Regions from separate parts of the Homo sapiens genome. Here regions 1 and 2 are each linked to region 3. A link is a loop called in an ENCODE intact Hi-C map of the cell type or tissue named here. Cell type or tissue: gastrocnemius medialis. All regions are shown on one strand. Each heading gives the region's core, and the rest is flanking DNA. Links, peaks and the distances in the headings are about the cores only. Region 1 holds the start of IDI2 (isopentenyl-diphosphate delta isomerase 2). Region 2 overlaps DIP2C (disco interacting protein 2 homolog C). Region 3 overlaps LARP4B (La ribonucleoprotein 4B).

Region 1 (8,092 bases), core at 1,739-6,738, 150 kb before region 3:
GCAATTCTCTGCCTCAGCCTCCCGAGTAGCTGGGATTACAGGTGCCTGCCACCATGCCTGGCTAATTTTTGTATTTTTAGTAGAGATGTGGTTTCACCATGTTGGCCAGGCTGGTCTTGAACTCCTGACCTTGTGATCCACCCACCTCGGCCACCCAAAGTGCTGGGATTACAGGTGTGAGCCACTGCGCCCAGTGTGATTGATATCTTAAGGCTGATGACAGCAGCCCTCTCAAATGAATCTGCAATTTGCTACTGAATCCATACAATTCACCTCCTCCAGTATTTGGCCAAGCCACACAGTAACTATTTATAATAGATATTACAAGAATAACTATTATCAATCACGAATCCAGATACAAAAATCTTAAAATATTAACAGAAACCAGCAACATATAAAAAGAATATTCTCCATGCCCAAGTGGGATTTATTTCAAGAAAGCAAGGCTAGTTTAACATCTGAAAATCAATTAATATGATACACCATATTGCTAGAATAAAGGGGAAAAGACCACACAAGACTCATTTCAGTAGAAATGCAGAAAAAACATTTGACAAAACTCAACATCAATTCATGATAAAATCTCAAGAAAGTAAGACGAGAAGGGAACTTCTTCAACCTGATAAAGGTCACCTTCTGAAAACCTACAGCCAACCCTATCTTTGCATTGAACAATGCTGTAGAACTACAGCTCAACACACTTTCTTAGGAAAGCAGAATCTGAGAGCCCATTCAGAAAAAGAACTACCTCAACACTCTTTCTTAGGAGAGCAGAATCTGAGAGCCCATTCAGAAAAAGAACTACCTCAACACACTTTCTTAGGAAAGCAGAATCTGAGAGCCCATTCAGGAAAAGTCTGAGAGCCCATTCAGAAAAAGTGTTCTTTGGAGAGCAGGATTGAATTAGTTTGATCTTTTCAATTGAATGAGGCAGTAAGCCACTAGGTACAGTGATACTAGCTTTGGTAATGTGCAGCTGTAGAGGGTTTGTACAAGGTTATTAAATTACATTCAAAATTTTGGTCTAGAATATCTTTTAGTTTTGGTGACCTAGGTCCATTATGTGCCTTAGGAATATACAAATATATGTAATCCAGGCTGGAGTACAGTGGCTCAATCCCAGCTCACTGCAGCCTTGACCTCTGAGGCTCAGGCGATTCTCCCATCTCAGCCTCCAGAGTAGCTGGGACTACAGGTGCACACCACCATGCCTGGCTAAGTTTTTGTATTTTTTGTAGAGATGGCTCTTGCCATTGTTGTCCAGGCTGGATGCCTGGGCCCAAGTAATCCACCCGCCTCAGCCTCCCAAAGTGCTAGGATTACAGGCGTGAGCCGCTGCGCCGGACACTGCCTTAAGAGTATACGAATGTATTTTTGATGCAAATGGAACTTTTCATTCAGGTGTAAATAAACTTGAGCTAAGTAAATGGTTAATAATAGGAGTTGATTTACATGCTTGCATTTATCTATTTTTTTCATTTACATACAACTCCTTGTGGGAAAGTGCACTAAAGATGCTGAGTACAAAAACTTTGTATTTATTTGCAGGATATATCTGAATATTTTTAATTAATTAAATAACCGAAGTTCCAAATTATAAACCTACAATCATGGACAGACATGGGAGCTTAAAGATTGCGTGGCTTGGCCAAATATTGGAGGAGGTCCAGGCGCAGTGGCTCACGCCTGTAATCCTAACATTTTGGGAGGCCAAGGCAGGCGGATTGCCTGAGCTCAGGAGTTTGAGACCAGCCTGGGCAAAGTGGTGAAACCCCATCTCTACTAAAATACAAAAAAAAAATTAACCAGGGGTGGCAGCGTGCACCTGTAGTCCCAGCTACTCGAGAGGCTGAGGCAGGAGAATTGCTTGAACCCAGGAGGCGGATGTTGCAGTGAGCCGAGATCATGCCATTGCACTCCAGCCTGGAGACAGAGGGAGACTCCGTCTCAAAATACGTATATATTAGAGGAGGCGAATTGTATGGATTTAGTAGCAAACTGCAGATTCATTTAGGAGGGCTGCTGTCATCAGCCTTAAGACATCAATTACATATGTGTCATTTTACTTATTATTGAACACTTCTGAGTACTTGTTCTAGAAGCTCTCCCAAATTAATTATCTCTTCCAAATTTTCCCAGTAATACCAAGGGCCTCATCTTTTCTGATCATTGCTAAAGTGTTAATTCTTTCTTGATTTATATAGATAAAAATAACCCTATTATGGAAAGTTATTTTTATTTTCCTCACTGCCAAAATTTTATTCATCACCGTTTTCCAACATATGGATTTGAGTATAATCTCTTAAGATATTTACAGAAATTTTAACCTATGTTATCAAATATCAGGAAGTGCTTATCTTAGAAGCTTGTTCTTTGGAATTTTGTTGACAGGAGTTGAAAATTTGAACAGCTCAACAATTGTACTTAACAATTTAGGTTAAGTTACTTGATAGTTTTAAACGTGAGAAAAGGAACGAGAAATATTAGAGAAAGGAACTGGATATAGTGAGCATGAAGGAAGTTTTCTAAGAGTGTTCCTGCAAAGGAGTAGCTTGCTGGGCAAATGAGGTCTAAAAAACTAGCTGTTACTTAAATGAAATCATAGTCACATGCTTGCAGACTGATAGGAGAATTCCAACAGAGAGAGAGAAAACGTGATGATAGAGAAGAAAAAGGGAAAATTGCTGGACGATGTCTTTGAGTAGGTGACTGTGGGTGAATCTGCTGCAGAAGAAGTTATTTTTTGTTTTTTGTTTGTTTTTGAGACAGAGTCTCGCTCTGTTGCCCAGGCTGGAGTGCAATGGAGCGATCTCTGCTCACGGCAAGCTCGGCCTCCCGAGTTCACACCATTCTCCTGCTTCAGCCTCCTGAGTAGCTGGGACTACAGGCGCCCACCACCACACCCGGCTAATTTTTTTGTATTTTTAGTAGAGACGGGGTTTCACCGTGTTAGCCAGGATGGTCTCGATCTCCTCACCTCGTGATCCACCTGCCTTGGCCTCCCAAAGTGCTGGGACTACAGGCATAAGCCACCGCACCCGGCCCTTTTTTCTATTTTTAGTAAAGATGGGGTTTCACCATGTTGACCAGGCTCATCTCAAACTCCTGACCTCAGGTGATCCACCCGCCTCAGCCTCCCAAAGTGCTGGGATTACAGGCATGAGCCACCACACCTGACCCAAGAAGTGACTTTTGGTAAGTACATGGATCACCCATCATTCTAGGTGGAAAGCAGAGGATTAGGGTTGTACAATGCCTAGGAGATGGAGTGATGGTGTTGGGAGTGGCTGTTCTCTTCTGCATGCAGCAGTTTTCTCAGAGATCTGAGAAGTTTACCCCAGTGTCGACGATAATGTGTCAGTATTTCTGGAACATGGCAAGCCCTTTCCATCTGTGGGTTTAAGTCATCTTGTGTGTCTGGGATATTTTTCTTTATTATTATGGCTCTCTTGTTCAAGGATACCCCTTTTAGCACATGCTGTATTTGTTTTACCCTCTCTTTCATACCTACAATACTTGGCCTACTCCTTTTTAACTCTTTCCACTTCCATTTCTTTTTACCTGCTTTTCCCAGTCTTGGCCTCCATGTCCTTCTCTATATTTCACTGATATCTAGAGCCCTTTCTGTTGCTTCTAATTTGCCTTAATCAGATGTAATCATCTATTCCTAGAGTTTATTCTTAACCTCCTACCTGCAGCATTATAGGTCATCAACTGTCATTCTTAAAGTTGTCATAACCTCTCTTAAGAAAATTCTCCGCATATAGCCTAATCAAAATGTCTTCCTTCCTTTCCTTTATAATGTTTTTTGTGTGCTTTATGTGTCAGAACCTTGTACCCAGATCAACCTAGCAAAGGGTTTCCCTCCTTTTTTATCCCCTAGAACATTTTACAGAGAATGACAATTCCTTCCTTGAAATTTTGATAACATTTGCCTCTAAAGCTTTCAGTGCTTAGTTTGGTGGTGACGATCCCAACATGTTAAACTGCACAGATTCTGGGGGCTCAGCTGCATCTGCAGCCACATTGCCTTGGGCAGGTAATTTACCTCTCTGTGCTTCAGTTCCTTATCGATGCTGTGATAATAAAAAATAACGCTTATCTCAGAAAGCTGTCGTGAGGACCAAATGAATTAATATACATTAAACTCTTAAAATAGAAACTGGCACAAAGGAAGGACACAATGTGTGTCTGGCTGTCTTACTATTATTATTATTACTATTAGAGTTGTTGGATTATAATAGGTACGGTATTGTATATTAGTTTCTTCCTCAAAGCCTAATTCATAGACTTATTTATTATTTTTTAGATCTTTAAAAGAGTATCATTCTCCCATTCTTACTCTTCTGACTGCAAAAGAAACAAGTTTCAAACAGACCATTTATTCCTGAGTCTCAGAACTGATTTCCAGGGAAAACATTTCAGGCATAGCCTTTTGATTTTCTACGTAACTAAAAATTACATGCATAAAGGTGAACTTATGGAAAGACAAAAGAGCAAAACACATTAATCTTTTTATAGAATATTACCCATCACTGCTGCTGTGTTATTTTTGTTCTGTATTATCCGTGCCAAAGTCAGCGGAGTCATGCGTCCATCGTGCTTCTCTCCTCATATTCCCTGAGAGAACCGACAGATATGGCAAACATTTTTTTGATATTTTAAGAGACCCTACTTGCAAAACTATTTGGCCTAGAGCTTTAGTTGGTAGATGATATTTGGAATATGATAGGCAAGAAATTATACAGTTTTTTAGCTCTTCCAAACACATTGGTTTCCAAGGTCTTGCATTTATTTATCGATTTTCAGCTATCCTAAGAATTTATTCAGTAATTTTAGTCACAATGTTTATTATTTTTCTCTTCCATTTGCCACCTTTATTTTTTCTTTTTAAAATCTGGGATGATATATACAGCAAGTGAATTAAAAAGATGCCATCGAACGGCGCCGTGGCTCACACCTGTAATCCCAGCACTTTGGGAGGCCGAGGCGGGCGGATCACCTGAGGTCAGGAGATGGAGACCAGCCTGGCCAACATGGTGAAACCTCGTCTCTACTAAAAATACAAAAAAATTAGCTGGGCGTGATGGCGGGCGCCTGTAATCTCAGCTACTCGGGATGCTGAGGCAGGAGAATCGCCCGAACCCGGGAGGCAGAGGTTGCAGTCAGCCGAGATCACGCCACTGCACTCTGGCCTGGGCAACAGAGCTAGACATCACCTTAAAAAAAAAAAAAAAAAGAAAGCCATAGAGTAGAAAATAACTTACCCTAGGTTTAAAAACTAAAAGCATTTTTTAAAGTGAGATTGTGTCAAAACAATTTTCTATTATCCCTCAATTGAGAGGGAGAAAGATAGAGAGAAAGAGATGGAGAGATAGAGAGAGACCGGGGTGTGTTTTCTTGTTAAGAATACAAAAATATCAGATTGCCTTAGCTGATATCTTTCTACATCCCCAGGGTATAAAAGGGCCCTGGTTCAACTTGCACATTGAGTTCCACATCTGATACCCAGGAGTCTCCAGCTTCCAAGAGAGGTTAGTGCATATGTTTTACCTTGTGGGAATTCTTTCTTTTATGATCTAAATTTGTACATATTCAGTAATTGTTTTCTCTGCATTTCTATTGTATCTCATGTCCATGCATTAAGTCAAACAGCCTTTTGCAAAGAGGAGGAGCAGATTGCTGAAAATATTAACAGTAATGATAATGGACAGACGTGAATGCATTTTTTTAAAAAGTAGAAAAGGATGATGAGAAGGTTTTACATGAAGATAAATGACCCTGAAAACATTTTTTTTTTTTTTTTTTGAGACAGAGTCTCACTCTGTCTGCCCAGGCTGGAGAGCAATGGCACGATCTCGGCTCACTGCAACCTCTGCTTCCCAGGTTCAAGTGATTCTCCTGCCTCAGCCTCCTGAGTAGCTGGGAATACAGGCATGTGCCACCAGGCCTGGCTAATTTTTGTATTTTTTAGTAGAGAGAGGGTTCCACCATGTTGGCCAGGCTGGTCTCAAACTCTTGACCTCAAGTGATCCTCCCACCTCGGCCTCCCAAAGTACTGGGATTACAGACGTGAGCCACCGCTCCTGGCCCTGAAAACATTTTGTGAGAAGATCTTCACCTAAGAATCTGCTTGGCTCTGAAGAGGACCATAGCCCTTCTGTGGGTGACGTAGCTTTCCTACAAGGCTGTGTGTTTCTCCACGTCTGATCCAGGTCCAGTGGTTTTGCACAGGGCTGCACTTTTCCCCAAAAACTTGTACAAAGAGTGTTACCTACAGTTTACCTCGGTGTGTTTTGTGTGTGTGTGTGTGTGTGTGTGTGTGTGTGTGTGTGTGTGGTGGGGCGGGGATTCTTTAACTCGTCACTAAAGGAAACCTGGAAAACATGAGGAGTATGTATGTACCCAAGATTTCCCGTTCAGAGAGACACCACATTAGAAACAGATGATTCACCTTCCATATCTCAGAACTGTGCTGCTTCAACACAATTGCTGTCACTTGTAGAGAAGGTGTATGCTAAATCCTAATGTGGTTGGTAACACATAGCAAAAACGAGATGGCAATATCTTTCACATAAAGAGGCATTTGTGTGCATCTATTTCAGGTCGGGTCACAGCCAGCAGCTATGTCTGACATAAATCTTGACTGGGTTGACAGGCGTCAGTTGCAGCGCTTGGAGGAAATGCTGATTGTTGTGGATGAGAATGATAAGGTTATTGGTGCCGACACCAAGAGGAATTGCCATCTGAACGAAAACATTGAGAAAGGTAGCCCCCGCCCATTTTCTCTGTCCAGTTCCCAGGGTTTTCCCATTTTTCCCACCCGACGGCAACCTAAGAAGAGAGTCTAGGCCTTTCCGGCTAGGAGGCGACCACTGGGTCACCTGTGTGCTTGCTGTGCCGTCTTTAGAAGGCTCGGGGAGCAGCACCTGGATGACGTCTTTGCTTGGTCAAGCCCTTGTCAGGCTCCTGCACCTTCTCCTAGGCATCCGTGCTCTTCCTCGTAAGATCCTGTTTCAGCAAGAATTCTACCAGGTTGTTTTAGCGAGAACCCTGACCTTGGCATCTGATTAAATTCCTCAACCCCGTCCCTCCCAGGTGACGTCTGATCACGCAGGCCTGTCTTCAGCAGGTCTTGTTAGGTCGGTGTAGCCAGAACCCCCTTCCCACTGATGTTTTCTCTTAGTAACTTTTAATCCATAGGCCCCAGCCTGCTCCTTGGGTGTTGTGTGCAGTTAGGCTGGTTCTCCATGGAGGTCTCTTTCCCCTATTGAAATGGTTCTCAGTAAAGTCAGACTTTCCTGCTTTAACTCCTGTCCAGCTCTGGTTTTCTTTGACCATCTTAAGCCATTTTATTATTTTTTAATTTTCATTTTTGTGTCTTTTTTATAAACACATAATAATTATGCATATTAATGGGGTACATGTGATAGTTTGATACCACCATGTCATGCATAATGATCAAATAGGGCATTTTGGGATATCCATCACCTCAAACATTCATCATATCTTTGTGTTGGGAACATTCCAAATCCTCTGTTCTAGCCACATTGAAACATATAATACACTGTTGTTAACTACAGTCACCCTACTGTGCTATTGAACAGCTGATATTATTCCTTCTCTATCGCGGTATGTTTATACTTATTAACCACCCTCTCGTCATCCCTCCCCACTGCCCTTCGCAGCCTCTGGTGTCTAGCATTGTGTTTTCTGCCTCCATGAGATCAACTTCTTTAGAGCCCACATAGCAGTGAGAACATGTGATACTTGTTTTTCTGTGCCAGGTTTGTTCCACTTAACACAATGGCCTCCAGTTCCATCCATGTTGCTACAAATGACAGGATTTCATTCTTCTTTTTTTTTTTTTTTTTGAGACAGAGTCTTGCTCCATTGCCCAGGCTGGAGTGCAGTGGTGCAATCTCAGGTCACTGCCAGCTCTGCCTCCTGGGTTCATGCCATTCTCCTGCCTCAGCCTCCCGAGTAGCTTGGACTACAGGCACCTGCCACCACGCCCAGCTAATTTTTTTGTATTTTTAGTAGAGACGGGGTTTCACCATGTTAGCCAGGGTGGTCTCGATCTTCTGACCTC
Region 2 (8,092 bases), core at 1,382-6,381, 190 kb after region 3:
TTGTTATGGTTCCGAGGCTACAAGCGGTTGGATTCTGTGAGTCACTGTCTTCCTCCTCCCAGCTGCTTTCAAATGGGTCGTCTCTTTTTTTAGAACTGATTTTTTTTAATCAGTGATTTATGGGGTGAGTTGTAGCGCTCTCCTGAACTGCAGAGGGAGCGCACTGAGGAACCTGGGTTTTGATGCTGTGCACATTGGCTGAGTCACCAGCCCAGGGCCCCGTCAGTCCCATTATTAAGCTCATTTCTTGCTCTTCTCATCGTTACTCAGACGCCTTTAAAAAAGCAAACTCCTGCTTGCCGTCACTGGCTGTTTGGCAAATGGGTGTTTACCCTGGAAAGACGGGCATTTTGTCCTCTGGAACGTCTATGGCGCCCTTTGGTGACGTGGTCGGTTTCTGACCACTCTATCTTGTGGGTGTCCTTCCTGCTTCCACCTTCCCTTCCCGAACGCCTCCACCTCCAGGGCTTTAATCTTCCTTCTGTGTGTGTGCCATGCAGGGTTTATGACTATTGTGCCAAAAACTTGCTACATCTCAAAAGAAGTAATTGCATCCATTTGTTGGTGATGATCATAAACAGTGCCCTTTAAGGGAGACTAATTGGTAAACCCGGCTGCTGTGGGTAGAAAGACAGCGGTGGCTGCGGAACGAGGGCTCCGCCTCTTCGGAGCCTGCACAACCGTCCTGCCTTCTTTCTTCAATATCCAGTAGGGGAGTTAATTTTAATAAGCCCTTGAAAGCAACAAGGCAGGAAAGTGCTAAGACATTGAGTTGTGAGATTTACAATTACAACCAGCAGCCTCTCATTTTCCCTTCGCTGGGGGTTGCTGCTTCGGTTTTGGGCTGCGGGGTATGTTGGTAGTGACATCGGCCCTTTGTGCTGCGCGACTCATGAATTGAGATAACTTTTTACTAAGTGCTTTGTGCAGTAGGTATGAAAATGGGGAAAGAAGGAACACTGTCCAGGGTAGAGAGGCGTGGAGAGATGCTGTGACTGATGGTAGGTCTTTTCTTTTGGGCTCCTGGTTTTAAATCATTTTTTGTTTCGCTAATAGCTTGGAAGATGGTTTTTGTGTCTTAATTCAAAGATTGAAGACTGTGGGCCGGACCCAAACTAATTCCATTGGCATCAGAGAGAGGGATTCTTTACATATTTATCTATAGGCACGATTGATTTTTTTTTTTTGCTGAATTATCTGGTTAGTCAAATCATATATTAGAGAAGTAATATACCATTAAAAATTAAAAAATAAAAAATGTATCTGTAAACATATCCCCCTTCCATTCCAGTCTTTGTCTCTGTGTAATTTTAGAACCCTTGAGCCATGACGTACATAGAGTTTGTATTCTTTTAATATCTTGCTACTTCATCGTTTTAATGTTTAATCTTTGGGTTGATGTATCACAGTTTACTTGACCATTTCTTACAGGTGTTTGGTTTAGTTTTTTTTTTTCCTTTAACTTTAATGTAAATTTGGGTGTTTGGCTGGTAGTTTTAGCAGGATTTAAGGCAGAGCCTCAGTTAAGGCCTTGTATCGATTTATGGTCCCTAGTTTGAGGAGGGAGGTGGCAATCTGCCCTTTCTTCTAAAATTGGTATGTTAAATCACAATGGACATTTACTTGATTTTGAGCACTTGGGGCTCCCCTGGGGTTCACTGGTGTTGCAAGGTCAGGGCTGGGGATCTTCTGCTGGAGAGGCCCCAGTGTGCCCAGCGCAGGGTCCTGAGTGCGTTGCTGCAGGAAGAAGCCCTGGCCTTTGTCCTCCAGCGGCCGTTGCTCTGGGAAGAGCTGGTTGCTCCAGGAATGAGGTCTATGCTCTGAAGCCCATGGTCAGCAGACCAGCAAAGGTCAGCACAGAAGACCTTATTATGTGAATCATTCATTTAACAAGCATTCATGGAATACACACTCCATGCAGTTGGAACTTAGAGTGGAAGGCCATCAGCTCACTGTTGCCTGAGCAGAGGCTTGGTCTCTGGGTCCCTGTTGCAGCCTCTGCTCCTAGGAGATACACGGTGAGTGTTGGGGGGCCCTCCACAGGCACAGTTGCCGAACAGGGACCTCTCCCAAGGGCCTTAGCCCTGGGCCCTGAGCTCTGAAGAGGAGGAAGGCGTTCCTGGGGCCAACTTCCCTTCTGGATGCTGAGCTCTGCACAGAGAGAAACTCTTCCACAATCACTGCAGTGAAGTTCATAAAACAAATAACACTTTAGAGACTGGGGTCTGCATTCCCTGGAATTTCCGTGGCCGTAGATGGTGGCTGTACCATGTGACTGAGGGTCTGTGTTCCCTGGAATTTCCGTGGCCATAGATGGTGGCTGTACCATGTGACTAAGGGTCTGTGTTCCCTGGAATTTCCGTGGCCATAGGTGGTGGCTGTACCATGTAACTGAGGGGCTGCATTCCCTGGAATTTCTGTGGCCGCAGGTGGTGGCTGCACCATGGGACTGGGGTCTATGTTCCCTGGAATTTCTGTGGCCATAGATGGTGGCTGCACCATGTGACTGAGGGTCTGCATTCCTCGGAATTTCTGTGGCCATAGATGGTGGCTGTACCATGTGACTGAGGGTCTGCATTCCCTGGAATTTCTGTGGCCACAGGCGGTGGCCATACCATGTGACTGAGGGTCTGTGTTCCCTGGAATTTCCATGGCCATAGGTGGTGGCTGCACCATGTGACTGCGGTCTGTGTTTCCCAATATCCGTGGCCATAGATGGTGGCTGTACCATGTAGCTGAGGGGCTGCATTCCCTGGAATTTCTGTGGCCACAGGTGGTGGCTGCACCATGGGACTGAGGGTCTGCATTCCTCGGAATTTCTGTGGCCATAGATGGTGGCTGTACCATGCAACTGGGGCCTGCATTCCCTGGAATTTCCGTGGCCACAGGCGGTAGCTGTACCATGCAACTGGGGCCTGCATTCCTTGGAATTTCCGTGGCCGCAGGCGGTGGCTGCACCATGCAACTGGGGTCTGCATTCCCTGGAATTTCCGTGGCCACAGGCGGTGGCTGCACCAGGCAACTGGGGTCTGCATTCCCTGGAATTTCCGTGGCCACAGGCGGTGGCTGCACCATGTGTCAGGTCCTCTGTCTCAGGAGTTGGTGCCATTGTCTCTATTACTCCCTCGCCTGACACAGAGCGGCAGTTCTTGACTTTACCACTCCCAGGAAGCACACAGGCAAAACAATTCAGAACAATCTGTTTTGAATCCTTGTTTTATTTCCCCATTCCCTTTCTCATCGCATGGAAATTCACATCCCTGTAAAGCTGAAAATGGTGTGGATCTCCCCTGATGGTCTTTCCAAGGAATTATCAGCAGGTAAACTAGACCGTGTGGGCCAGTTTACCTGAAATGAAAACAGAAACGTCACTGGGCTTTGCTGGGAGATTCAGCGTCTTTGTCAGTGATAGAATCATCCTAAGCAGGTTGTTTGTTGTGCTGCAGATCCACACGGTTAGCTGTGTCAGGATTAAAATTACCCAGTGCGGACAGTGTAGCTTAATCCTCATGGAAGGGTGTCAAGTACATTGAAGAGCAGCTGCCGAGCCTGCCATTGTTGGGAGAGGGGCAGGTGCATCTCTCGCTTGGCCCAGTGCTGCAGGAGGCCGGGCTCATGTCAGGCCGTGCGTGTGAGCGGGTTGGATTTTTAGCATGCTGGGACGGTAAAGCACAAACATCTATTTTTAACTTGTGGGTGACCTTCTTCTGTGCTGCTTGAGTCTCTGTGGGCCTTTCTCTGCTTCCTTCCTGAGGAGTCTGTGCCAGGGTCCCAAGCGTTCTCTGGGCTGCACTTCTGTGCCTGCCTGCTCAGGAGCCTCCTCCTGGTGGCTGTGGGACCGGGCTGGGCCCACACTGTCAGCATCGTCCAGGGTAAGCAAGCCCATCCCTCCCCACCTCAGTGTCCCCAGCTGTTGAATGGGGCTAATAAACCGACTGTCAGGATTAATGTGGATCAGATGCGCTCATCTCACAGCCCTGCTTGGTAAATAGCCGCTTCCACTCTGTCCTCCAATGTGGTCCTCCATTTATTTTCTTTACCTCCATTTATCCAGGCGATTCCAGGTGACAGTGACTATCAAGAAGGGCGTACAGAGGAAATCTGTGGAAGGGAGCTCGAGGAGCAGATATGGGCGCAGGGAACGCAGTGCGGGGAGCACGGGTGCGGGGATCATGGGCATGGGGAGCACAGATGGGCGTGGGGAGGACGGATGCAGGGAGCATGGGCATGGGGAGCACAGATATGTGTGGGGAGCATGGGTATGGGGAGGACGAGTGCGGGGAGCACGGGTGTGGGGAGCATGGGCATAGGGAGCACAGATGGGTGCAGGGAGCACAGGTGTGGGGAGCATGGGTGGGGGGAGGATGGGTGCGGGGAGGATGGGTGCGGGGAGCATGGGCGTGGGGAGCATGGGCGTGGGGAGCACGGGTGTGGGGAGCAGGGGTGTGGGGAGCAGGGGTGTGGGGAGGACGGGTGCAGGGAGCCTGGGTGTGGGGAGTACAGATGGGCGCGGGGAGCCTGGGTGTGGGGAGCATGGGCGCGGGGAGGACGGATGCGGGGAGCATGGGCGCGAAGAGGATGGGTGTGGGGAGCATGGGCGCAGGGAGGATGGGTGCGGGGAGCCTGGGCGTGGGGAGCAGAGATGGGCACAGGGAGCACGGGTGCGGGGAGCAGGGGTGTGGGGAGGACGGGCGCGGGGAGCCTGGGTGTGGGGAGTAGAGATGGGCGCGGGGAGCCTGGGTGTGGGGAGCATGGGCGCGGGGAGGACGGATGCGGGGAGCATGGGCGCAGGGAGGATGGGTGCGGGGAGCATGGGCGTGGGGAGCAGAGATGGGTGCGGGGAGCACGGGTGTGGGGAGCATGGGCGCGGGGAGGACGGGTGTGGGGAGCATGGGCGCGGGGAGGACAGGTGCGGGGAGCATGGACATGGGGAGCAGAGATGGGCGCGGGGAGCACGGGTGTGAGGAGCATGGGCGCGGGGAGGACGGGTGTGGGGAGCATGGGTGCGGGGAGCATGGGCGCGGGGAGCATGGGTGGGGGGAGGATGGGTGCGGGGAGCATGGGCGTGGGGAGCAGAGATGGGTGCGGGGAGCACGGGTGTGGGGAGCATGGGCGCGGGGAGCATGGGCGTGGGGAGCATGGGCGCAGGGAGGACAGGTGCGGGGAGCATGGACATGGGGAGCAGAGATGGGCGCGGGGAGCACGGGTGTGGGGAGCATGGGCGTGGGGAGAACGGGTGTGGGGAGCATGGGCGTGGGGAGCTGGGCACAGGGAGGACAGGTGCGGGGAGCATGGACATGGGGAGCAGAGATGGGCACGGGGATCACGAGTGTGGGGAGCATGGCTGCAGGGAGGACGGGCGTGGGGAGCATGGGCATGGGGAGCAGAGATGGGCGCGGGGAGCACGGGTGTGGGGAGCTTGGGTGCGGGGAGGACGGGTGCTGGGAGCACAGGGTATGGAGAGTGCGTGTGTGCTTCCTCTGCTCTGACAGATGCTGCCGAACACGTACTCTGTGCTCAGATGGGTCAGAGCCTCAGTGCCTCTTTTTTAAAAAATTCTTTCTTTTTTTAAAGATAGGACTTCTCTCTTCCTGGTGGCCCCTTTTAGTCGATACTCTTTTAAGCCTGCTTTTCCAGAGGAAAGCTGGGAAGGATGGCCTATATAGGTTCCAGTCTGGGCATATCTGGAAGAATGGCCTGTTTTAGGTTTGAGTCTGGTGTATCTGGGGACATCTTTAAACTTCCACTCAGAGTTCCAGAGCCACCTGTAGGGACTCCCCAAATGTCTGCTGGGACTTTCCCCACTGCTCGGGGATGATGAAGAGCAGGACCTCACCCTGCCACGACCTCTGAGGTCCTCCTTCCTGGAGGGCAGTGCCTTGGTGGCCAGTGTGTGCAGGAGGCTGGGCTGGCACCTTCGGGCTATGCTCTGCAGCGGGGGCTCATGACATGGGCATTCTTGTGCTCTGCACTGGGACTGGTGACGTGGGGCATCCTCATGCACTGGACCACGCCGGGTGCACATGAGCCAGACAGCTCCTGGAATTCGGAGCCTGGCTCTGTCTCAGGCCACCCACCTGTCTGTGGCACTTCTGGGGGATTGTGGGGACTGTATGAGTCTGGGTCTCCACCCTCACTGGCTGGACACCTGGCCAGGCTGGGGCTTTATGTTTCACCATCCCCTGTTCCGAGTTGTGTGAATATTTATTTTCATTACCTACTCTCATAAGCTTTCCTTTTTAAATAAAAAAATCAGAGACAGACTTTGAAGTTCCCTGGCCCCACCCTTTGTGGACCTAATGGTATTGCAGAAATTATGGCTTCAACTATGTATAATAACTGGGACTACTTTAAAAGTAACATAAAGGAACAAGGTGGAGTGTCCGTTTCAAGCAGTACATCATGCTGGATTCTTAAGTGAACATTATCAGGCTTTCAACACATTTTCTCTTTTTATTTACTTTGGAGAATATAATGGATACTCAGAAGCTGTTGGGATTTAGTAACAGGAAGTCATCCTTAAGGAGCTATTTAAGCAAGGGGGCAGTTGGAGTAAATGTAAGTTATGAACACACACCTATTCCAAACCAGAGAAATAAAGGCTTCAATTGTGCTGGGGTTGAAACTTGGTGGCTAGTGTGTCTTTCCTGCCCACAGTGACTGTGGCAGTGCTGTGGGCAGGAAATTCTGGAAACAAGACTTGGTGCCAGTGGTAGTTTTTGTGGTGATTCATTTGCTTTCAGCTCAAGTGACTATAGTCTTCCTTGCAAGTGGTTAGGTCTCCACCAATGGACCACAACATTGACATAGGACAAATGAGAAATAGCACTTGGGTTTTTAACAATTATTCTTTTTAATGGACACATTATAGTACATATCTATGGGATACAGCGTGATATTTCAATACATGTTTGTCATGTGTAATTAGCAAGTCAGGGTAATTAGCATGTCCATCATCTCAAACATTTGTTATTTCTTAATGGTGGGAATCTTCAAAATCCTCTCTTCTAGCTGCTTGAAAATATACAATAAGTTGTAAACTATAGTCACCCTACAAGGCTATAGAACACTAAACCTCATTTTTCCTATCTAGATGTAATTTTGTATCCATTAGTTAACCTCTCCCTTTCTCCCTTCCCGCCACCCTTTCCTGTCTCTAGAATCCACTATTCTACCCTCAGAGGGTAGAATATTATTTTCCTCATAGAGATCTTTAACCCTCTTGGTTAGATTTCTTCTGAGGTATTTTTATTTTTATTTTATATTTTTGTAGCTAAATGGGATTGCTTTCTTGATTTCTTTTTCCACTGGCTCATTGTTGGTCTATAGAAATGCTACTGATTTTTATATGTTCATTTTGTATTCTGTAAGTTTACTGAATTTGTTTATCAGTTCAAAGAGATTTTTGCTGGAGTCTTTTTTTTTTTTAATATATAAGAGCATATTGTCTGAAAACAGACAATTAGAGCTCCTCCTTTCCACTTTGGGTGCCCTTGATTTCTTTCTCTTGCCTGATTGCTCTTGACTAGGACTTTCAGTACTGTGTTGAATAGGAGTGGTACAAGTGGGCGTCCTTGTCTTGCTACAGATCTCAGAGAAAAAGCTTAGTGTTTCCCCGTTCAGTATTATGTTAGCTGTGGGTTTGTCACATATGGCCTTTATTGTGTTGAGGTATGTTTCCTTCAGTGCCTAGTTTGTTGAGAGTTTTTATCATGAAGCAGCGCTGAATTTTATCAAATGCTTTTTCTGTATCTATTGAAATGATCCTATGGCTTTTGTCCTTAATTCTGTTGATGTGATGTAGCGTGTTTATTGGTTTGTGTTTGTTGAGCCATCCTTGCATCCTGGGAGAAATCCCACTTGATCGTGGTGTATAATATTTTTGATTTGCTGTTGGATTCAGTTTGTTAGTATTTCGTTGAGGATTTTTGCATCTGTGTTCATCAGGGATATTGACCTATAGTTTTCTCTTTTTATTGTGTCCTTGTCTTACTTTGGTATCAGGGTAATGCTGGCCTTGAAGAATGAACTTGGCAGAATTCCATCCTCTTCAATATTTTTGGAATAGTTTGAGAAGAATTGAAATAAAAAT
Region 3 (8,092 bases), core at 1,063-6,062:
CCCCACCAGGGCATTGCCTAGTAGAGTCATGGGAGTGGCCTGGGAGCCTTAAACTGTGGAGCTGCCAGCTTGCAGCATCAGCCTGGGAGAGCTGTGGGCAGGAGACTCCAACCCCTGACAGCTGCTGGGTGGACTGAGCCCAGCAAAGCCATCGGGTGGGGCTGCTTGAGGCCCTGGGGAGCCAACCCTGTTCCACTGTGCCCAGAGGGTTGGGACATGGAGTCAAAGGAGATGATTCTCCAGAGAGGCTTAATATTTAATATTGTCTGCCCTGTTGGGTCTTGAACTTGGGACCTCTTGCTTCTTCTTGCCTATTTCTCCCTTTTGGAAATAGATTTTTTTTTCTTTTCTTTTTTCTGAGACGGAGTTTTGCTCTTGTTGCCCAGGCTGGAGTGCGATGGTGTGATATCTGCTCACTGCAGCCTCTGACCCGCTGGGTTCAAGCGATTCTCCTGCCTCAGCCTCTCAAGTAGCTGGGATTACAGGCATGCACCACCACACCCGGCTAATTTTTTGTATTAGTAGAGACGGGGTTTCTCCATGTTGGTCAGGCTGGTCTCGAACTTTTGATCTCAGGTGATCCGCCTGCTTTGGCCTCCCTAAGTGTTGGGATTACAGGCGTGAGCCATCGCACCTGGTCGGGAATTTTTTTGTGTGTGTGCCTGTCCCACCATTGTATTTTGGAAACACATAACTTGTTACTTTCAACACTCAGGGCTGGAGAGGAATTGATCTTGGGGTGAATTGTGCCTTGAGTCTCACCCTATCTGATTCAGATGAGACTCTGGACTTTTAAGTTGATGCTGAAATGAGTTAAGACTATTGGAGGTATTGGGATGGAATGAGTATTTTTTGCATTATAAGAAGGACATGAATTGTGGGAGCTGGAATGGAATGCTGTGTTTTTCATGTGTCCCCCAAAGTTCATGTGTTGGAAAATCAGTCCGCCGTGCAGCAGCATTGGGAGGTAGGGCCTTCTAAGGGGTGATAAGGACACCAGGCTCTGCCCTCACAAGTGGAGGAGTGGATGAGTGCCATTGTGGTGGGAGTGACTGCATTTCCTCACATGTGTGATGGTGCAGCACAAAGGCCTCTCCAGAAGCAGCCTCTCGACTTGAGACTCTCAGCCTCCAGAATTGTGTGAAATAATCTCTGTTCTTTATAAATTGCCCCATCTCAGGTATTCTGTTAGAGCAGCACAGAATGGTTTCACAAAGGACTTCAAGGCTTGAAAAGTGTGGGGAGGAGACTGGAGAAAGAAACAACATTGAGGCAGTGTGCTGGCATTGGTTAGTATGAGATAGAAGAGGTCGGGGGAATGGTATCTTAGAAGCCGAGATCATAGAGGTAGGCTGGGGCCAGATTATGGGGGACTTTGAAGTGGGACTCTGAGATTCTATTCCAACTACTTAAAGTCTGCCTAACAGCTCTTTGAAATAGATGTCGGTGTTGGCTCCATTTTACAAATGAGAAAACTGAGACAAAGAGGTTAAATAATTTGCCAGAGATGACACATGTAAAAATGGAGCTGAGACTCAAAGCCAGGCAGGTGATCTCGTGAGCTTCTCTGCTTTACTATGTCCTTTCATTTTACAGCTGGTATGAATCGTTTGTGTCTTTAGTGCAGAACGTTTTTGCCATGTAGATGTTTAATTCTCTTTGAGTAGCATAACAGTATGGTCAATGTATGGTCTGAGTTTTGTTTTGTCATTCGAAGCTGCTACTAAAGTTCTTGGTGCCTCATTTCCCTTATCTGTACAGTGAATTAGTAGTATCTACCTTGGGGGTTGTTAAGGGTGCAAATTAAGACGTGTGACAAAATGGATGCATAGATGTAATTAATATTTTGTGAAACATAGTGCTATATAAAGTGTTGACTACCATTATCATCATAATCATTATGATGATTTCAGTACTTGAATTTTAGTATATTCATAAGTGTTCTTGTTACCTTTATGTTTAAGTGTAATTCCTAAACTTTTTATCATAAAAATGTTAATATTTTTAAAAAGTAAAACATTAATAGGACACCAGTCATAACTCATAGGTTAAAGAAACAACAAAATCTCTCTTGCAGAGGAACTAAAAGAATTATTTTGTTTTTCACATAGCCTGTCAGAACCATAATAAGAAAAAGAATTACTTATACTAAAAGCAAAACATCACAGATGTCAATGTAAGACAAGACCCATTATGTGAGTCCACAGTTAGGGACTGGACCACATAGTACATGAGCAACTTGTTTAGTTGTGGACAACGCCTGTTTTTCACCAGATGGCAGGCTGTGCGTTCCTGCATCAAGTACTTTCAAGAGACTTTCTAGTTCTGGTACCAGAGCTTGTAGATCTATTTTCCCTTTTTTTTCTTGTTCCTTCCTTTTTCTTAATTGGAGTGCTCAGACATCTGCAGAAGTGGAGCGAATAATACCATGAACCAAATGCAGCATCATTAACTTGAACATTACCCATCGCCACATTCGACTACTGTTTTGTTTTGTTTTGTTTTGTTTGAGATGGAGTCTCACTCTTGTCACCCAGGCTGGAGTGCAGTGGCGCAATCTTGGCTCACTGCAACCTCTGCCACCTGGGTTCAAGTGATTCTCCTGCCTCAGCCTTCCGAGTAGCTGGAACTACAGGCACACACTCCCATGCTCAGCTAATTTTTTGTATTTTTAGTAGAGACGGGTTTTCACCATGTTGGCCAGGCTGGTCTTGAAACTCCTGACCTCTGGTGATCCACCCACCTCGGCCTCCCAAAGTGCTGGGATTACAGGCATGAGCCACCACGTCCGGCCTGGACTACTGTCTTTAAATCTTTTCCTCCCTGTATGCACATGACTGTTTTAACTTTTATATATGTGTGTATATATTTACTATATTTGCTAGGGCATTTTAAAGCAAATTGTAGATAATGTGTCACTTTATCCCAGATACTTCAGCATGCATCTCTAACTGACATCATTCCATTTTCACACCTGACACAATTAGTAATAATTTCTTGATACCTACAGATACTATTTTTTATTGCTATTTATTTTTTTGCTCTCCTTTGATTTTTTCGTCTCTTTTTAAATTGCTATTTATTTCAGACATCATTTCGTAAAGCTAGAAAATTAGATACAACTGTGAGTAGCTATATATTTTACGGAACAAAATTCTGATACTGTTTTCCTTTGGGGGAATTTATGAACTATTTTATTTAGTTACCACCATCCCATGAAATATAATTTGGGAAATACTGGAACACTGTAGAAAAACCAGAAGCCTGAAATCTTTCTGGCTGGGATAATATTTTAAGTTATGTTTTATTGAGTTTATGAGAGTAAGAAAAAATACAGCGCAGCATTCTTGCTGCTGTTCTGAGCTTTTGGATCCTGGTCCTGTTTGGAATTGGGCACACGGAGTATGCTGGCTGTCAGTCGGGCTCTGTTGTCATTAGGATTTGGGTTTGAGTGGCAGGAACATGTGACCGCTGTGCAAGGGGTTATTTTTGGTCTCTGGGTGTTGGCTTCTCCTCAGAAATTATAGCAAGTTACTGTGAGGTGCGTCTGTGGAGGCTTGGGACCAGCACGCCTGTCGTGTGCTTGTGAGCTCTCAAACATGGGCTGCTGCTTCAGCAGAGAACTAAGTAGTGACAATGACAGTGAAAAAACTGGCCTGTTACAAAAATCTGTGGAGGAAAAGGAACCAGAAAACAAGATAAGTAAAACTTTGTCTTCATTATTTGATACCGTCAAAGGTGAGGAGGTTCACCGTACTGGCAGTGGAGCCAGCAGTGTAGCTGGCGTTAGCGCGCGGACAAGGATTTTCGCAGGGTCTGGGCACAAACAGGGTCATAGACCCAAGCAGTCATTGAACCCTCTTTCCTCTTTTATATATACATTCTCAACAAGGTATGAAAACTTGGGTGAGAATGACAAGAATTCAGATATTGTTGTTAATGAGCAGAATTCTGAGGGGGTCTGTGATCTACTGTGTGTGGGTAACGGCAGCCGACAAGGTTGTTGGGAAGATGAGGAGCTTTTCTCATGTGTGCTGGTGCCTTCTGACCGAGGCCTGCAGGAGGAAGCCTTTGTGAGTGGCCATCTGCACTGTTACCCAGCTACTTGTAAAAACTCTTTAGTAGAGAAAGAAATGGTGGTCAGCGTTCACCTCAGCAGTGGTGATGAGAGTAAGTCTTTAGACCTATCCGATAGGGAGAGGAAAGATGGAAACCCTGTTGGTATTGATGATCAGCAATGTCAGGATTCAGGAGAGTGCAAGTTTCACAGCATTTGTGTTGCCGACTCTGCCTGCCCAAGCGTGGCAGAGGAGCTGGGCACCTGGGTAGACACAGTAGCTGCAAGAGGAGAGTGTTGCTCTTCAGTGCCTTCAGCCTCGCGTGCCATGTCAGGGGCGGGCGAGCCAGAGCCACGGCAGGAAGAACTCTCGCCTTGGGACACGCTGGGTCCAGGTGAAAGGACAGGGGAATGCAGTGGGAAAGCCAAGCCTTGCCCTGAGCCTGTGGCGTTCAGCCATGCACCTTGTGAAGCAAACACTGATAACGTGCAGATGGAGGCTTTACAGGCAGAAGCTTGCACTGAATTCCCTAAAAATTACGCAGAAAGTAGTGCACTACATGGTATTGACCTACTCCCTGAATTAAATAACAACATGGACAGTGACTCACTAAGTCATGCGTGTGTCCTGGGAGAAAGTGAGAGCTGTAACTCAGGAGTAGGAAGTGAGATGGATCATCCACCTGGTGGCTTCCGTACTGACACTGCACATTCACCTGGTAGCTTTTGTACTGACACTGCATGTGTTGCAGGGAGTGATGACCCGGAGGTGGTAACAGTTGTTGTCGACCAGAGTTTACATTCTAAAAAGGAGAGAGAAAATAACTCTATCACACCACTAAGAGACAACGATGATTTCTACTTGGACGTTAACAAAGCAGATAGTATCCTTCCTGTTGGTCTAGATAGAATTGATTTAAGTCCTAAGAGGCCTATCACTGCAGTAAGATTTGGAAGTGGGTGTCTCTCAGGTCACGCTAATTCAAGAGAAGCAGCCCCAAGCCAGCTTGATGACTGCTGGGAGCCGGAACCTGTCCCCAGACAAGTCAGGAAGGCACAGCGCAGAGGGGACTGCAGCCTGGAGGCCAGAAGTCCCCTGCTGCCAGACAGAGGTGAGGTGTCTCTGCAATCTGAAAATAGTGCCTTTTACCAAGAAGAGGACAGAATTGGCGTTTGGAAGGCTGAGGGTCATGGTGTAAGGGCTTTTGAGTCAAAATCTTGGTGTCAAGCAGATGAGGCTGCAACACAGACCTGTGACCAAACTTGTGTGGAGCGTGTGGTGGACACGCAGGGGACGGTGCAGAGGACAGATGGCCTAAAGCTTAGCATGGCACAAGGAGTGCCCCCCGATGGCAAGTCTCCCAGTCACTCCAGATCTCTTCACAGTAACTGTGTTTCCTCCGCATTTATTTTCACCTGCACAGAGGAAGAAGAGAGGGAAACAAGCCCAGGTGACAAAACAGAGGGTGAAATATGTGTGAAGAGTTCAGTCAGTGTGTCACGAGACCAGCTGAGTGACCCTCAAAGGTTAGAAGGTAGTGAAAAAGAATCACTGCAAGCAAAGTATAGTGAGACAAGTGAAGATGACATAGAGACTGTCAAGTCAGATTCTAAAACAACCTATGAGTGGGAAACAGGTACACAAAGACATGAGGCAGTGCCAAGTCAGGATGTACTCTCCTGTGTTAGTTCTAGTGCAACAGAGAACGCTGATTTTGAAACTAATCAAATAGAAAAAAGTTATGAAACACACCGAGTATACGACTGCAAATATAATGTTCTTAGTGTGTTACCACATTTCAGTCCAAGTGTTAATCCAGTTATACAGAAGTCAGAAATAGTAGAGAATTCTGTTAGTGGTGGTAAAAGCCCAAAATGGAAGGGAATTTCCTCTGAATCAATTGAAGAAGCTTCTGGTATCTTTGGTAATAATACATCAGGGTTGAGTAAACCAAAACTAACATGTAAAGAAGAGGAAGAGAGACTTTATTTGGAGAAAGATAGTATTGACCCCAGAATTACTGACTGCCTGGGTCCATGTGGGACGAGTGAACGTGCACACCATTTCAAAGAAGGAAACGCCAAGTCCACTCTTACACAGTCGACTTTAAATGGTGAAATGGGTTTTATGGGAAATGCTAAGGTGAGTTTTGAGAAAATAGAGTCACGTGACACTCCCAGTGGCAATTTCTTTCTGGTTGGTGTTGATCCCACCCTAGCGGACAGATACACAGGTGCCCCCTGCGATGCAGCGCAGGGGATTCCCGCTGTCCCCGTGGACAGCAAAGACACGATTGTACCAAGTAGTGGCCACATTTTATCACTCACAGAAGGTGTCCTAAATAGATGTGAACATCCCTCAAAAGTGGATTGGCAGAGTTTCCCAGAAGGAGTCTCCCGTTTTTTGAGTGAATTTTCCTATTACCCGATGGGAGGGTTAGGAAACCCAGCATTTTCTGAAAGACTGGCCAGTGGTTGTGGTGGATATCAAATGGGCTATCTCTGGACTAATACAGTCACAAAAGGTGCTCTAGAAGGTGAAACAATATTTAGTGAGGATCTGCACCATAAGCCACAGGCCTTGGAAATTGCTTTGTTTTCAGAAAACACTCCTCAGCTACCGGTGTCAGAGGACGGTGTTGTTTGGGGATGGCATGATAGAGACGGACAGTTCGTAAGTATGTTTTCTGTGTGTTTACTATTGTGCTGCGGTATGCTGGGCTATACATTTTAATTTATTATTATTATTATTATTATTATTATTATTATTATTATTATTATTTATTTTTTGAGACAGAGTCTCACTTTTGTCACCCAAGTTGCAGTGGCGTGATCTCAGCTCACTGCAACCTCCACCTCCCAAGTTCAAGTGATTGCCGGGTTCAAGTAATTCTCGTGACTCAGCCTCCCGAGTAATTGGGATTACAGGCATGTGCCACTACACCTGGCTAATTTTTGTATTTTTAGAGATGGGATTTCGCCATGTTGGCCAGGCCGGTTTTGAACTCCTGACCTCAGGAGATCCACCCGCCTCAGCCTCCCAAAGTGCTGGCATTGCAGGCATGAGCCACCGGGCTGGCCAATTTTAATTGTTTTTAACTTAAAATTAATAAAGATTTACTCTAAACAGTGGGTAGTTATTTGAATGCTTATATATGGCTGTGAATTACTATAACATTAATGATTTCCAAATTGGAGAATATGAATTCTTGTTTGGTGTACTTAAGCCAGAGGTTGTGTGCAAACTCTTGTTAGCACTAAAGCATGCCCTGAGCTCTGTGTTGACTTTTTTCTGTCTGTGAATTTTGCCAGCTCTTCTGTCTTCCTGGCCGCAGTGTTGTCAGAGCCCTTTGAGGGCATCTTATCTCGTGGGCAGTGTAGTTGATTCGATAAGCATGTGAGCCCATTGAAGGTATAAGTCACACTGCAGAAGACAAACTTACCTAAAAATCTGTGCTTCCTTATATCTTTGTATGTGTCTGAGGCAGGTAGAATTTGCTGCTTTTAACTGCCTATGAAATCTTGGTTCTGTCTTCTTGCAGTTAGAATTACTGTGGAGCTCTTTCTTTTTCAGAACCCCGAGATAAGGCTGTCCCTCTGGTTTGGAAGAAGCTTAGCAAATGACTCTATGGGCAGCTAATTTGAGCATCTTTCCAGAAATTCTGTAATAAATGTCAACATCATTCAACAACAGGAAATTAGTTTTCTTCCACAAAACAGACATTTATCGAAGCAGTGTGATTGAAAGCACATACTCAGAGTAGCAAGATCTCATTATTCAACCAGTGGTTTATTCATGATTTTTGTGGGCAATGAAGCAAGGAAAAGTATTGATATTAAGGAGGTAGAGATGGCTCAAATGTCAACACTTACTATATGGAAATAAACAAGTAGAAATCCCCTTCTGTAGTGTAAGGAATGATCCATCAACCTCTTTTATTTCCGTGCCCACACTGGGAGTTTTTCTGGAGAGAGTTATGTTCAAATTCATTAGTTTTGCTCCTTAAATAGTTGTGGAGGCAAAACAGTATAAAA

The links. Peaks named below come from ENCODE experiments on the same cell type or tissue, not always from the same donor. Only the 100,000 strongest peaks of a DNase experiment are listed, where the experiment ranks them.
Region 1: a loop joins it to region 3, with 4 times the contacts of the local background. A loop is called at or near these places in 1 of 110 quality-filtered maps.
Region 2: it touches region 3 in a loop (3-fold over the local background); 1 of 110 quality-filtered maps calls a loop at or near these places.

Annotation. Positions count from the first base shown.
Region 1 is chr10:1,023,258-1,031,349 of GRCh38, reverse strand. It overlaps IDI2 (isopentenyl-diphosphate delta isomerase 2), which reads left to right and starts at 5,491. Exons shown (of 5, transcript NM_033261.3): 1 at 5,491-5,534; 2 at 6,606-6,768. The coding sequence starts at 6,627. The region is part of intron 1 of IDI2-AS1 (IDI2 antisense RNA 1); the gene reads right to left. In gastrocnemius medialis, for the core only: no CTCF peak of the experiment used is centred there; a DNase peak (open chromatin) is centred at 4,580; H3K4me3 peaks cover 1,962 bases; H3K27ac peaks cover 4,718 bases.
Region 2 is chr10:675,840-683,931 of GRCh38, reverse strand. The region is part of intron 1 of DIP2C (disco interacting protein 2 homolog C); the gene reads left to right. Among named protein-coding and RNA genes, the nearest start is that of DIP2C, 9.8 kb to the left of the region's middle. In gastrocnemius medialis, for the core only: no CTCF peak of the experiment used is centred there; a DNase peak (open chromatin) is centred at 3,591; H3K27ac peaks cover 3,904 bases.
Region 3 is chr10:868,652-876,743 of GRCh38, reverse strand. All of the region lies in intron 3 of LARP4B (La ribonucleoprotein 4B), which reads left to right. Among named protein-coding and RNA genes, the nearest start is that of LARP4B, 59 kb to the left of the region's middle. In gastrocnemius medialis, for the core only: no CTCF peak of the experiment used is centred there; DNase peaks (open chromatin) are centred at 3,493, 4,440 and 4,703; H3K4me3 peaks cover 1,611 bases; H3K27ac peaks cover 5,000 bases.